Regions from separate parts of the Homo sapiens genome. Here all the other regions are linked to region 2. Evidence: chromatin contacts called from ENCODE Hi-C data. All regions are on one chromosome and are shown on one strand. The core of a region is the stretch at or near the end of the contact, and the rest is flanking DNA. Distances in the headings are between cores, read along the strand shown. Region 1 has its middle 110 kb from the start of MIR4757. Region 2 overlaps LOC105373454 (a long non-coding RNA gene). Region 3 overlaps LOC105373456 (a long non-coding RNA gene).

The links. Hi-C counts contacts between places; a loop is a spot of excess contacts on that map. Pooled maps may share reads with other maps.
Region 1: a loop to region 2 is called in a pooled map, with 5 times the contacts of the local background. The contact joins two enhancer-like sites. A Hi-C loop is called at or near these places in 2 of 37 single-sample maps with no recorded cell type and 4 of 50 pooled maps.
Region 3: a map of endothelial cell of umbilical vein shows a loop between it and region 2 (14-fold over the local background). The contact joins two enhancer-like sites. A Hi-C loop is called at or near these places in 2 of 168 maps with a recorded cell type or tissue (Right ventricle myocardium inferior and endothelial cell of umbilical vein) and 6 of 50 pooled maps.

Annotation. Positions count from the first base shown.
Region 1 is chr2:19,233,819-19,238,286 of GRCh38, reverse strand. No RefSeq gene overlaps it. Among named protein-coding and RNA genes, the nearest start is that of MIR4757, 110 kb to the left of the region's middle. Within about 2 kb of position 2,911, at least 2 of the 41 ENCODE cell types and tissues checked have a DNase peak (open chromatin) inside an H3K27ac peak, as active enhancers do.
Region 2 is chr2:18,517,512-18,522,207 of GRCh38, reverse strand. LOC105373454 (a long non-coding RNA gene) reads right to left here. Exons shown (of 8, transcript XR_001739302.1): 8 at 1-866. Among named protein-coding and RNA genes, the nearest start is that of RDH14, 41 kb to the left of the region's middle. Within about 2 kb of position 1,512, at least 6 of the 41 ENCODE cell types and tissues checked have a DNase peak (open chromatin) inside an H3K27ac peak, as active enhancers do.
Region 3 is chr2:19,047,629-19,052,014 of GRCh38, reverse strand. The region is part of intron 5 of LOC105373456 (a long non-coding RNA gene); the gene reads right to left. Among named protein-coding and RNA genes, the nearest start is that of LINC01376, 23 kb to the right of the region's middle. Within about 2 kb of position 2,959, at least 8 of the 41 ENCODE cell types and tissues checked have a DNase peak (open chromatin) inside an H3K27ac peak, as active enhancers do.

The sequences.
Region 1 (4,468 bases), core at 1,662-4,161, 710 kb before region 2:
GCAACCAGGTCCAGCGCCAAGAAGAAGTGGCTGCTCTCAGGGTAATTTTGTCATTCTGGCTAATTGAAGCTTATGCTCTCTTCTGAGAGCAAGAAGCTGAACTCTCAGAGGCTCCCATCTGAGTAGATAAAACCTAATGGTTTGGCCTTACAAACCAAACCTCTTTCTCAGCTTTACAACTCAGAAGGGAGGTGGACCATTTGGAGAGAGTCCAAGTAGAAGGAAGATAATAGTAAAAAGGCAAGTTTTGTGAAGAAAGGCAAAAGAATCAGCACTGCTTAGCTCAAATCCTAGAGGGGTAACTTGTAGTTCACAAATATTATTACAGTAGGTAGTGAGAGCAGAATGGGGACAGATGGGGGAGGATGAAAAACCAGTCATGGCATGCAGAGAAAGAGTTTGAAGCTGAGGGCTTATAAGACAGAGAAAATGAGAAGTTGGAGGAATTTGTGTGTGGAGGCAGGAGCGTGGCCCAAATGGCTACTCATTGAGTCATTATAACTTACTGGTCACAACTACATGCCGGTCCCTGAATGTGTGGGGTGTGCAAAGTGACCCAGATATATTTTTGAAGCAGGGGCCTGTCACTGTGATGTCCTGGAAGAGATGACCAGATGGCTCTGAGGTCCCATGGAGTGTTCCCATGGCCTGGGGCAGGGAAGAGGGCAGTGTGTCTGGGAAGGGGCTCCTCCCCTTTGGAAAACATAAGGCTCCTTGGCTGGGTTGACAGGTTCTAGCTGACACTCCAGTTGGCTTTCCAGCTGTCAGCCAGAAAAACATCTGGGTGAGCCCAAGGGCCATGTTGGGGAAGAAAGGGTCAGGTAGGTGGTGTGTATGAAGAGGGAAGGAAAGGTGGCCTATGAATAACAATCAAACAAACAAAACCAAACAGTAACAACAAAACTTTCAAATGAACCAGTGGTGTCTTGTGGGGCTTGGGCATCAAGGCTGTGTAGGAGGCAGTGAGGTGTCTTTGCCACTCAGCCAGTGCCTGGGGTGTTTGGGGCTGATAAGGGCAATCCTAGGGCAGGTCAGGAGAAGAGAAAGGGGCTGAGGGCTTGAGTGGGATGAGGCCGTCATCTCAGGGCCCAGGAGAAGGAAGTTCAGTGTGGATCACTGGAAAGCGTTGCAGGGCAGGAAGGATCAGGGGGAGCAGCTCTTAGTAGATCACAGCATAACTCCTAGAACAGGAGTTTACATTTTCTCAGTGGCAGAAAAGAGCTTGGATAATCAAGGTGGTAACAAGAGACCATAAGGACTAATGAGACTCCAAAAGCTTGATCTTAAATCCTCATTCAAAATTTGAAAATGAAATTATGAGACTGCTGTCTGAGGAACTCACTGAATGATCTTTGAAAAGTCCAGAGCTGCATAAACCCATAGGGTTAAACTAGAAAAGACTCTTAGAGGCTGGAAGCCCAACCCCATTTGTTTGCAGCTGAGGAAACAGAGAGAATGGGGTTTATCCCTAATCCCCCCATTAGCTGGGCTGACCTGGGACTACCCAGGACTCCTGAAAGGCTGTGGGATGGAGGATGTAAGTGGCGATGAGAGGGAAGCATAACTGCTGTGTGCTTATTTGTACACTGAAATGATCCCATCAACCAGAATATCTTAACTAAGCACATGCCAACTAAGTGCAAGGCATTGAGAAAGGTAGTGAGGTGTTCGATTAAGAGCTTCCAATTCTTTTGGGAGTAACAAGACATCTCTGGTGGAGAGAATAATACTCCACACCACATTAAGCCAGAATGGTACTTTTTGTTTGCATACACAATCTTACAAATTAGGAGGCTTACTAGCCCTCGTATCTTCCATTCTTATCCGAGCAATTATTCACGAACTTCATTTATGAAACCTAAAGGCTCAAGGTGGATTAAACAGTAAACCAAGAGCAGAATGCTTGATTGAATAAGGCCAGGAAGCATGCACACACTGCCCCTCAGCCTCCTCAAATATTATTCTAGAATATGGATTGCTTGATAATTCATTGGGTGGAGAGACCACTTTAGTGGGCATGGTCCTGGATGATTTTGAAGAGGAGCTCAGATAATACGTACGTGTGTGTGTGTGTGTGTGTGTGTGTGTGTGTGTGTGTGTGTATGTGTGTGTATGTATGTGGGTAGCCACAAGAGAAGAGGGAGAAAGTGAGAGAGATGAGAGAAGAGGAGACTCCACAAGGCATTCATAGGCTAGTTATTTGGTAAATCATGGTGTAGCTCCTACTTATGATGCATAAAAATGCATGATTGATATTGGTGGTATATGCTGATGTTTTCTTCACAAACACCTGGGGCCAGGCCATGAAAAGCAGAGGGGAATTACGTAAATTCCTTCAGCTGAGTGTCAGAAAACCTGAGTTCTCTCACCTTCCCAGTTTTGCTAGCTTTCTGTTGCCCTCATCCATGAATAGGGGTGTCTTAATAGACAGATAATTTAAACTTACAGCCAATAGTAATGCTGTGGCCAGGGAGCATCTGGATACCTTCTCAGCTCTGAGTCCAGACTTGTTTAGTGAGGGGAGTCAGGGTGCCCACGAATGGCTGGCAGGACTCCCTGGGCAGGAAGGAAGAGTGCCCTCATCAGACTCCTGTTCTTTGTCAACATTTTCCTTCAGCACCACCCTACCCTGGAAGCTCCTGAAAGAAAAGAGTCACTCTACACTCAAAATCTCTCCTTGTTTACAAGATATTTGGGGCACGGATGGAATTATTGCATCACAGGCCAATTTCTTCACCTCTTTTAAAAATTTTATCACGTGAAGCAGCATGCTGAAAGATCTCAATGCTACTGAAGATTGCAAAACCAAGTGGAGATTCATCTGTTTTGGAACTCTGTCAAAAGACTTTTCCATATACATTCCATTCCCTTCCACAGCTCACAGTGTACCTACCCTGTACTTTCAGAGCAGTGAGGCAGCTTCTTCACCTTTCTCAAGCCAGGGCAGGTCCTGACAAATTACTCTGTGTCAGGATCTTTCCAGGAGACATTTTCCCTGGTAAAATGCTCATGAAACTTCACTGATGTGGACAATCTCTGGTAACAAATCTGAATTGTCAAAGATAACAAAAGCCAAGAAAGCCAGTTGTATACCCAAACTAGACTAATAAATGCTTCCTGATTAATAGAGGGTTTTATGAAATATGTTTAAATAAGCAGATTGAATTGGATCATAATTAACATTACTTATATAATTCATAAAAATAGTTATTTCATTAAATCAGAAAGAAATTTCTACTTTGTTATCCTGTTTGTTTTGCTGATATTTTTAAATCAAAACCCTTTTTATTCAAAGATGTGGCACAGGTAAATTTTCAGCCAGACACTCAATTATCCAAATAACTGACATCTTTCTGCTCTCAGAAAAATGCTCTAGGAACACAGGCTGCTTGTTTCTCTCCTACCTTGGCCAGCAGAGCATGGCAGTGTAAAACACAGAAAATTGGCAAAACTCCATTTTCAATCTGTGTTAGAAACTGGGATCAATCTTGCTTCTCTTTCTCCCTTAAATAGAAATAAGAAATAAAAGAAACCCTTTATGTAAAATTGGATCTTGACATTCTCCAAAGGGTGGCAGCTCCTACATTGCAGATGAAAAGGGCTCAGTTTTCCCAGAGAATACTCTGAGAAAGGAAAGTCAAGGTGAATGAATGGCCTTCTCCTGTGAGTGCAAGAACTTCTCCTCAGCCACCTCCAAGAGGACAGAGGGGAGGCATCTGAAGGTTAGGGAACTGAGTCAGCAAGGGCCAAAGGGACATGACAACCAGAGAGGTTGGGAGTGGGAGCTTTTGCTGAAGTTTCTTTCGCTTGTGTCCTCCCTGGCAAGGGGCTTGGCAAGGCTTCCTGCTCTTCCTTCCCCCTTCTCCAAGCACTGAGAACAAGTCGAAAGAGGAAGCATCAGGGGAAGAAGATACTGAATAACTCCAAACTCAAGCACTGTTTGTTGGATTCATTGATTTACTCATTCATTATTCAAAAAGTATCAGGCATCCTCTGAGTGTCAGGTCCAAGGCCTAGGCTGGAAGTACAGAGATAAATGATTCACAATCACTGTCTCCAATATCCTCCCAGTCTATGGGCCCAAGGAGAAGCTTCATCTTGTCAACCATCTTGGCGTTCTGGCTGCATTTGTATTTGGGCTTCCTCACTCATTGTTGACTTACAGAATCAATCTTTTCCAGTGGATTAGGACCATTAATATCTTATAAGTTGAATAGAAACCAATGTAACCTGCATAAACAAGAGAACTTAGCTTTGGTTCTGCCTCAGGGCAGGCCTAGGGTAAGGCAAGTGGGAGGTATTTTGTACACAAAATTTAAGGAGGCTCTCACTATCAAGGTACTGTGAGTACAGGGTCTGCCTGGATATGGCAGGTTGACACTTTCTGTACCAGTCATTTAAATGCTCTGAGTCTCAGTTTTCTGTCTGTAAAACTGGGACAATACCCATATCATAGAGTTGTGGAAAA
Region 2 (4,696 bases), core at 263-2,762:
GCGCTAGAGAATATTGTTATGGTCCTTCATCCTGTAAGGTACCATCCACACGTACTATTTCCAAAGTGACTGAATTTGCTTAATCCAAAGTGGTTAAGTAGAATGACAAACAGAGATGGGGTGTTAAAATTAGGGTTAACTGACAAGATTAAGAACGTCCTATACTGCTAGATTTATTTTCCTCCTTTCCTGGTCTTTTAAATGGGCCTAAAATATATAAAAGTGGATACAGAGATACAAATTGGTAGCTCTAGGGCCAGAAGATGTTTAAACTAGTGTTTTAAAAAGCAATAGTTTGAACATCAAATTCAAGTCATGTACCTTCCAGTTTGACAAGGTTTGTACCATTCCCTATTGTCTTATATCAGACCCACTTTTATTCCTTCAGTCAGTCAACAACAACTATTTACTCTACGCCTGTTCTGAGCCGGGCGTTCCCCCATAACTACATTTTCATTACCTGCCTGGGCCCACAGACACTTGAATAACTGGTCTCCACCCTAGACCACAATCGAGGGGAGCTCATGTTTGACGAATGCTCCTTTATTCCTCTGAGCGTAACCTCCGTACCTGAAGTTTACATCACCTCGAAGCTAGGGTGTTGTAACTAATGTTCACCCTGGGTCTTCAGAGATTGGTTTTTCCAAAGACTCTGCTGCTTTTCCTTTTAAAATCCCAGAGCCAGAGGCAAATGGTAGGCATTCCTCTCCCCAGAGCCCAAATAGGTGGCTGAAACCTGGAAACTTTCAGGGACTTGCCAAAGGCCCCAAAGGTAGCAGGGAGGCCTCCCGGAACGACTGGTCCTCTTGATTCCAAGCCCAGAGGTAGATCTCCTGTCCTTGAGGGGCTTTGGTTTCAGACCCTGCCTGAGAGAACAAAAGAGACTTCAGTTGTCACATCGACACAGCCCCGAGCTGCTCTATTTTCTAACTTGGCTGGCTTTCCCCGTGTGCTGTTTCACATCAGATACCTCCTCCCCCCACTTTCCTTCAGATGATTGGTTGAAATTAAATATCCTGAAATTACATTGAAGGGGGGGGGCGCTAATACAAAATTTTAATCAAAATACAAGCTTAACAGTTCCCAGCCTTTGAAATGTGAAGCAGACACTGGGTCCGCAGGGATGCCCCGACATGTTCTCAGGTGTGAAGTTAGCCAAGGAAGGGGCCCATTCTCTGAACATGAGAATTGCAAGTAAACCAGCACATTGCAAACTCAGGATTTCCAAATGAGGCAGGGCCTTCTCTCCCTTTCCACAGCGTGCATGGGCAGGCTGGCCCAGAGGGAAGTTCTCACTGAAGACACTGGAGGAGAAAGGGTCCCTCGTGAAAGGGTCTGGGGGTTCTCCCTGCCCCACCTGGCTTTGATCCATAGGTATGCCATCCAGGGCCTGAAAGCTCAGGAAGGAAAGGACTGGATAAAGGAGCTTGCAGGGGAGGCAAAACCCCTGATATAGCAAGAGCCACTCTGATGGAATGAGGCAGACATCGGGCGCCCTCTGGTGGCACATGCCCCACCAGACAACACGGAGGCTTTCTCCCTGGATTAACTCTATAAATAGAAGGATGATTTATTAAACAGATTTGAGGCTCATTTGAAGCACTGGGCCATGATTGCTTCGGGGCTCAAATAAGGAGGTGCTTAGGACCCTGCCTCTTATGCAAACACCTGGACTCACTTAGCAAGTCACTAGCATGATCTACATTACAAGTGCATCGGACACTGTTGGCTCAGCCGTTCCCAGCCAGGAGATGCCAAATTCCTCATATATAAAAGGAGCTTTAGTAACTCAAGCAAAATAAGCACACTTTTCCCCCCACTGCCTTCCCAGAGACCTAGGCGGCAGAGTTTCTGTGAGGATACACAATACCTTGTTACAAACCATGTAATGTTTTAAAAAGTATCTATCTGACAGCCTTGGCTAAAGCCAGATCTTCTATCTCGATTACTTCAATATGTCACATCCATATCGCACCACAGCGTCCAAGCTTTCGGAGCCAAAGCCTCTCTGTCTTGTCCAACCTTCCCATCTGGAAGCAATGAGCTTAATATTCTGGCTCTCCCCCCGTAAAAGCTATGTCACAAAAAAAGTAGCAGCCTGTGAACTGCTTTAGCCCCCCAAGACACACCAGAGCTCCTCATTCTCTGCAGGCTCTGTTCAGTCACATTTTAAGGCCCTCCCCTGCTCCTCCCCTCCCTTGCTGCCCCTGTCTTCCAAACAGCCTGAGATGCTCAGCGCAGTACCAGGAGGACAGGAGTGAACTGACAATCATTTATACTTTAATCCTCCTTTACGACATTTTGAGGGATGCAGCTTAAAATATCATGGAGGCTGACAGACTCCCTCTGGAAAAATGTGTCTGCTAGAGAAGAAGCATTGCCTTACAAGGACCCTACTGTTTCTGGTGACCCATCAGAGACCCAGCTTTGAAGCCTGTCTTGTACCACGTCTCCCACTCACCTTACCTTCTCCAACACTGCCGGAAAGTTTCAGTTCATGGTGACAATGACCTTCCCTATTGCATGTGCCTTAGTCATTCATTGATTCACTTACTCATCCAATTTGGATTGACTACATGGCATGTCCCTTTCCATGTTCTCTGTTTCACTGCAATGTCAAATGAGTCCCTGGCTCCCAGGAGCCTGAGTCTGTGAGGGAGACCAACCCCACTCCAGAACCATCAGATGAGTGTTCCTCAAAGCATGTTTCATGGGTCACTGCTGCGTGGGAACCTTTTGGGTGCCTGTGAAGCGTGCCTACGTCGTGGCCCTTGCCCAGGCCTCCCAAAAGAGGATCACTGGACGCCAGGCTTAAGAATGTGCATGTTTAATAAAATTCTCCAATAAGTAATTTCTACACACATTAAAATCAAGAAACCCACCGAGTTAGGTCAGATGAAGCAGCAAATGATGTTGCGCAAAATGCGAAAAGAGACCGTGGGTACGGAAGACAGAACTTGGGCTTTGCCTGGAAATGATATAATGCCGCTGCTCGGTCCCAAGTCCCTAGGTTTTGGAAGATTGGTGTGAGTGGAAGTCACCCTCCAGCGGAGCACCTAGGACTTTGGCTCCTTGACTGTTCTCCTTCGCCTGGAAGCTTCTGGGGGCAGAGGCCAGCTTTCCTGTGTTGAGTTCTTGGGAAGGGCCTCTGTGTCCTGGAAGGGACTTGAAAGAGCAGCTCATCTAAGCTCTTCAGTTTGTAGGAAACACATCTAGCTGACCAAGGGAAAGTAGGCTGTTCGAGGTCACACAGTCACTCAAAACAAATTTATTTAGGCTAATTCTTTGGTTTGGAGACATCAATACTTGGGAAGAAGCCAAGCTCATGTTTCTTAAGGCCTGTATTCTCCAATGTCCTAACGCATTACCCATTCACTGAAAAAGAATACACTAAAGAGTTTTAAAAAGTGCTCATCCGAGAGGCATTTCACAGGCGGGGTTCAAGTGGCCCGGCTTCCACAGGCGATATGCACAAAACCTGCTTCCTGAAATGCCATTTGGTTGCACTGGAGTTAACCTCTTTTTGGTAAATTAGTTCATGACCTGGGAACAGTTAAATGAAACTGTAGGCACATCAAGAGGAGGTTATTTGTGTTCTGTCTTTTTTTAGCCCAAGTCTCTGATGTGTTTATTTGGAAGCTTGGCTCACGCTTACTATCCCACTACTTACGGTTAATCCTGTGTTTTCTTTGAGCTACCTTTAAAACCACGTCAAATGAAAAATACTGCCTGATTTTGAAGTGCGTGGTATTATAAAAAGAATCCCAAGGTTTATGATCTCAAATTTATTGTCAAATGTATTTACTTATCATTTTCCTTTTCTTTTCTTTTTTTTTTTCCTGACAGAATTCAGCCTAGAAGTTTTTCGTATGAGTCATGATGGAGCAGGGATGGGAGATGTTATATAGTGCTTCCTGGGGAACTCTGTGCTACCAAAGAGCTGCCCATAGAGAGTGTTCCTCAGTTACAGCCTCTTGAAAAGCAAGTTAGTTTCAAAGGGCAGGGACCACATCTGATTCACCCCTTTGCCATTAGTATCTAACACTGTGTTAGGCACTCAGGGGCATTCAGTATGTGTTGGCTGGATTAGTGGCCACTGAAATGAACATGAAGCCGGCGCTTCCTTTTTTGTTTTTATTGAAATGAGCTTTTAAAGAGCTGAAATAGGTTTGTTATTTTTTATATGTCCATGATACAAAAAGACTAACTTTTAGAAAATAAAATGTTCTTTTAAAAACAGTTTTATATTCAGTTAAATATTCTGAAAATGACTAAAATTGTATAAATATACACAGGTATCTGATGTTTGCTTTGTACTAGTTATAAAGCAAGATTCAAAAAAAGAAGGTGGCTTTTTATAACAATTTTTTAAAACTTAAATCTTTTCAGACATGGAATCAACCCAGGTGCCCATCAATGGTGGATTCAATTAAGTCAATGTGGTCCATATACACCATGGAGTACTACACAGCCATAAAAAAGAATGAAATCATTTCCTTTGCAGCAACATGGACACAGCTGGAAGCCATTATTCTAAGCAAACTAACGCAGAAACAGAAAAACCAAATACCACATATGCTCACTTATAAATGTAAGCTAAACATTGGGCACACATGGACATAAAGATAAGAACAATAGACACTGGAGAATACAAAAGTGGGGAGCAGGGTGGGGAGGGTGGAAACAAACTGTTGGG
Region 3 (4,386 bases), core at 1,710-4,209, 530 kb before region 2:
TTGGTTTTAATATAAGAATAATATAGTTGTGTGAAAGTATATGGGAGTATACCATTTTACAAAATAAATTCTTGATTTTCAAATTAATATCCCGAGTCCCTAAACCAAATGAAAACAAAGTAGCTTCAAATAAATGAAGACATCACTGGTGATTGCCTAATTTCCTGCTTCGAATGACTTTCTTTCAGACTGAAATAAAGAACAAGTGGGTATACTTTCTCTAGAAAGGAGGAGTCTAGAAGGAAAAATCCCATGAGATTGGTGTTTAAAAAGGAAAATGCTACTAGGCACATGCAAGAAGGAAATATACTCTTTTATGAGAGGACAGAATTCTGTTTTAATGCAGAACAGTGGGATGTTCCTGGAGGTCACGTGACAAATTGGATCCTATGCAATAACCTATTTGGATCATCAGCACATGTTAAAAAAAATCCCACTGTGAATCTCAGATGAAAAGTTTTGCTAAAATCCAGAGTGCATGGGAGGAGATGATAGACTGGTAGAAAAACAAAGCCCAGAGGAGTGTCTTTAACTTGGTGCTGTGAGATTTACTGGGGCCCGACAGGGGTCAGACTTGAGGTCCTTCCTGTTCACAATCTATAAAAAATGATATAGATTGGTTAATTCTGCTGACACACAGAGCCAAGGGAGGCGTAGCCCTTCAAAAAAAAGTCAGTTAAACTCAGAGTGTTTGGGGCTATTCCCTTGGCCTGAAAATTCTCAGAAATTAGTTGAAGCTAGTTCGTCAGTGGTCACATTTGGGGGAGAATGTACGGCCTATAAAGTAAGTGTAGAAGACCCAATCAAAAGTTGTTTTTGGCACAAGAGGTAAAATTACATTAGTGTAACTTGAATTCCTGGATTGCTTTAGACAATGCCAAGATCTGGGACTCAATTTTAGATAAGGCAAGTTTCCCAGCCTCCTATTTCAGTCATGTCAAAAGAAAGTACAGCAAATGGGAATAGCGCACGTACATTTTTAGTGTGACAGAACATGTCACCTTCAGCTTGCGTCTGATGGCTGACCACAGAGGGGACTGGGACCTGGAATACACTGTGTTCTTCACAACAGACAACCCAGGAAATCGTAGCATGTAGACATTCTCATTTTATCCTTCCCTCCCACTTCATGAAGCCTCAGCAGAAATGCTATCTTTTTCCTGAAGAAGAAATGAGATGCATCCAAATTATTTGCTGTTTAGTATTGAATTTGTTCTTACAATTACAGAGGGGTGAGTGATTCATATAGGACGAAAGGCCCCCTACACTCATGATTTTTTCTGTGGTGCCCATTGCTTTCCTTCTCTCCAGACAAAACATTTTGTTTGGGGTTTACTATAGTGTTTGTTTTTATTTTAATATCAGTAGAAGGAAACTCTGAACACACAACCTTAATTGGAAAAATCTCTTTCCATAGTAAACTAGATTGTTGCACTGTTTAAACACAGCTAGTGAGGTCAGGTTTCTAAATATAGTGTTTTGGTGGAAGTCAGGGGCTTTCTAAGAGTTGAAGAGTTCTGTGACCTGGCTTATGGTTTTTGGAGTGGATTGTTTAGGTTAGAGGAGAGTCTAAAGCCATTTGAATTAGCAAGGTTTTAGGATTATGGATGGTGAAATTTCCCAAAGCAGTTTCAAGATTGAAGGTGGGGAGCCAGACTTCCTGCCAGGCTACAAAGGGGTGCTAAGCATGAGAAAATGGACTCCATAGAGTCTGGCAGATGATCGACATATGGATGAGGAGAGCTGGCTGGTGTCATGAGCCTCAATGAAGGAGAGTTATGTTCAGGAGGGTGGGAAAGCAAGGGTCTAGAAGCTGTCATGTAGGTGCATAAAATGTTTTTCAGTACCTCCTACAACAACCATGGGGCCGTGGGGGTCACATCAACACAAGCAACACCATCATCACAAGTCTGCAGGGTTCCAGAGACTATAGTGTAGGAGAAAGAACACTTTCTGGAATTTGAAGATATAGGAGAAATACAGTGGAGTGGTCTTTCCTAGGAATCCCATGGGAAGCACTGGGAGCTGGCCCGTGAAGGGAGAGGTGGCAGGATTAGGACGAAGGCCACAGGATGTACTGATAAAAACTCAGGAGACACTGCAATCCTGGGAGGTCTCAGGAAAGACCAGGAATTGAGAAACAGATCCACTTGAGTTTGAAGAGAACAAAGGAGCTAAGAGAAATGTAGTTAAATTTTTTGCAAATTATACTCTTCAGCTGGGCATGGTGGCTCATGCCTGTAATCCTAGCAACTCGGGAGGCTGAGGTGGAAGGATCACTTAAGCCCAGAAATTCGAGACTGCAGTGAGCCATGATCGTACCACTGTACTCCTGGCCTGGGGGACAGAGCAAGACCCTGTCTCAAAAAAATAATAAATTAATAAATAATTAAAAAGTCTTCTTAGTACTTGATGAACCTGAGAAATGGGAACTCCATTTCTGGTTAAGTGGTTGATTTCTAAACGTTCTCATTTAGATAACCTCATTCTTGTGTGAATTGGTCTTGTTTTCTGAACCTGGCTTTCCGATTAAAGCAAAATTGGGGTTCACTCCAGTGACATGAACACAAGACTTATATAATTTAGAGAATGTACACCATTTTGTAACAGCGCTGTCTTCCTTTTCAAGTCACGCTAAGGATGACGGCAAGGATGCTGTAGCACTTGGAAGGCCTCAGAGGAGGGGGAAGGAGCTGACTCTAAGAGTAAAAGGTTGAATGATTGTCAGGCGGGGGGCCAAGGAAAAGGGGAACACATCTGCCAACTCTCCACTCCCAGTCCAAGTGCTCCAACTTCCCATCCACCGCCAAGACACATTTTATTTTTCTGACATGAAATATGTATATAATTCTAGCCTGATTTTTTAAAGCACAAGCGGGTTGATTCTGTTTATGCCTCCCTTTACTCCCACCCAGTGCAAACATTGGCTTCCAGCCTGGGGATGACGTCAGGACCTAGCAAACAGAATCCAAGAGCCAGGAAGTAGATGGCTAAGTAAATATGCCCCCCAGTGCTGACATTTTTAACCAGGTAGGTGTAGAGGTGGAGGATCTGGATGGGAAGGCTCAAGCAAGGAAAACAGGTGGGAAAACAGCAACTAGCACTTAATGACTGATTTTTTGCTTGTAGTCTAAAGCCATTTGTCTGGTTTCCATATCTGAACTTCAAGCAGCATCTTCTGGACTTAGTTCTTGGTGGCTGGAGCAGGGAAAGTGTGGCCTCATTGAAATGGGATCAGGTTTCAGGATGTTTCATGTGTGTACCTGAAACACACAGCTTACCATCTTCATGAGCAAAGAGATTTATGTAAGAAAGGAGAGGTAATGTAAATTAAAGGAATTGAGCAATGGAAAATACGTGAGTCCATGAATTAACAGATGAACATTATTGAGCACTTCTGGTGCGCCAAGGCACATCCATACTGATAAAGGAAGCCACCTTGGCAATGTACCTTGTAGCTGTTATCTCATTTCATTTAATCCTCATGTGGCTGCAGGTCAGCAATGGGAAGAACACTTAAAGATATCACTCCCACTGCAGAAGGCAGGAATCCATGGCTTCAAAGATCTTGTGTCATTACTTGTTAACGTTCCTGAAACAATTATTAAATATTATGCAATGTTTCAATACTTCAGTGAGCAGAGTGGTTCTATTTTCTAAGGTTGTGTTCATTCCCAGCACCTAGATCATAATACATGTATTTTTATTACATGCATTTTTGAATGAAAAAATCGTTGATAATGAATGAAGGATTTATTTTCTCTGTTCTTGATTCTGAGAAACAGAAAAGAAGAATGTATGAATTCAGCTCAATTTATACTACTTAATTTTTGGTCTCAAAGAGCTGTAGGAAGGATGTTTATCCCAAACCAAAGCAAGACCTTCCTTTTTTTTTTTTTTTTTTTGACAGAGTCTCACTCTTTGTCACCCAGGCTGGAGTGCAATGGTGCGATCTCGGCTCACTGCAACCTCTGCCTCCCAGGCTCAAGCGGTTCTCCTACATCAGCCTCCCAAGTAGCTGGGATTACAGGCGCCCCCCACCACACCTGGCTAATTTTTGTATTTTTGGTAGAGATGGGGTTTCATTATCTTGGCCAGGCTGATCTCAAACTCCTGACTTCAGGTAATCTGCCCGCCTCGGCCTCCCAAAGTACTAGGATTACAGGCATGAGCTACCATGCCTGGCTGACCTTCCTTCTTTTAAGTGGCTGCTTTACTTTGTTGCTCCTTTATGTTGAGGTGCCAGAGTGCAAGTGTTGTTGAGTGCAAAGTGTTGTTGCTGTGGTCATTAGCTTCAGCATAGGAAATGGCATGTGCTCTTCCAGTAGCCCATGTTAGACCTCATCTAGAGAGAGATTTGACGTTTATGAAACTGAAAAAAAACAG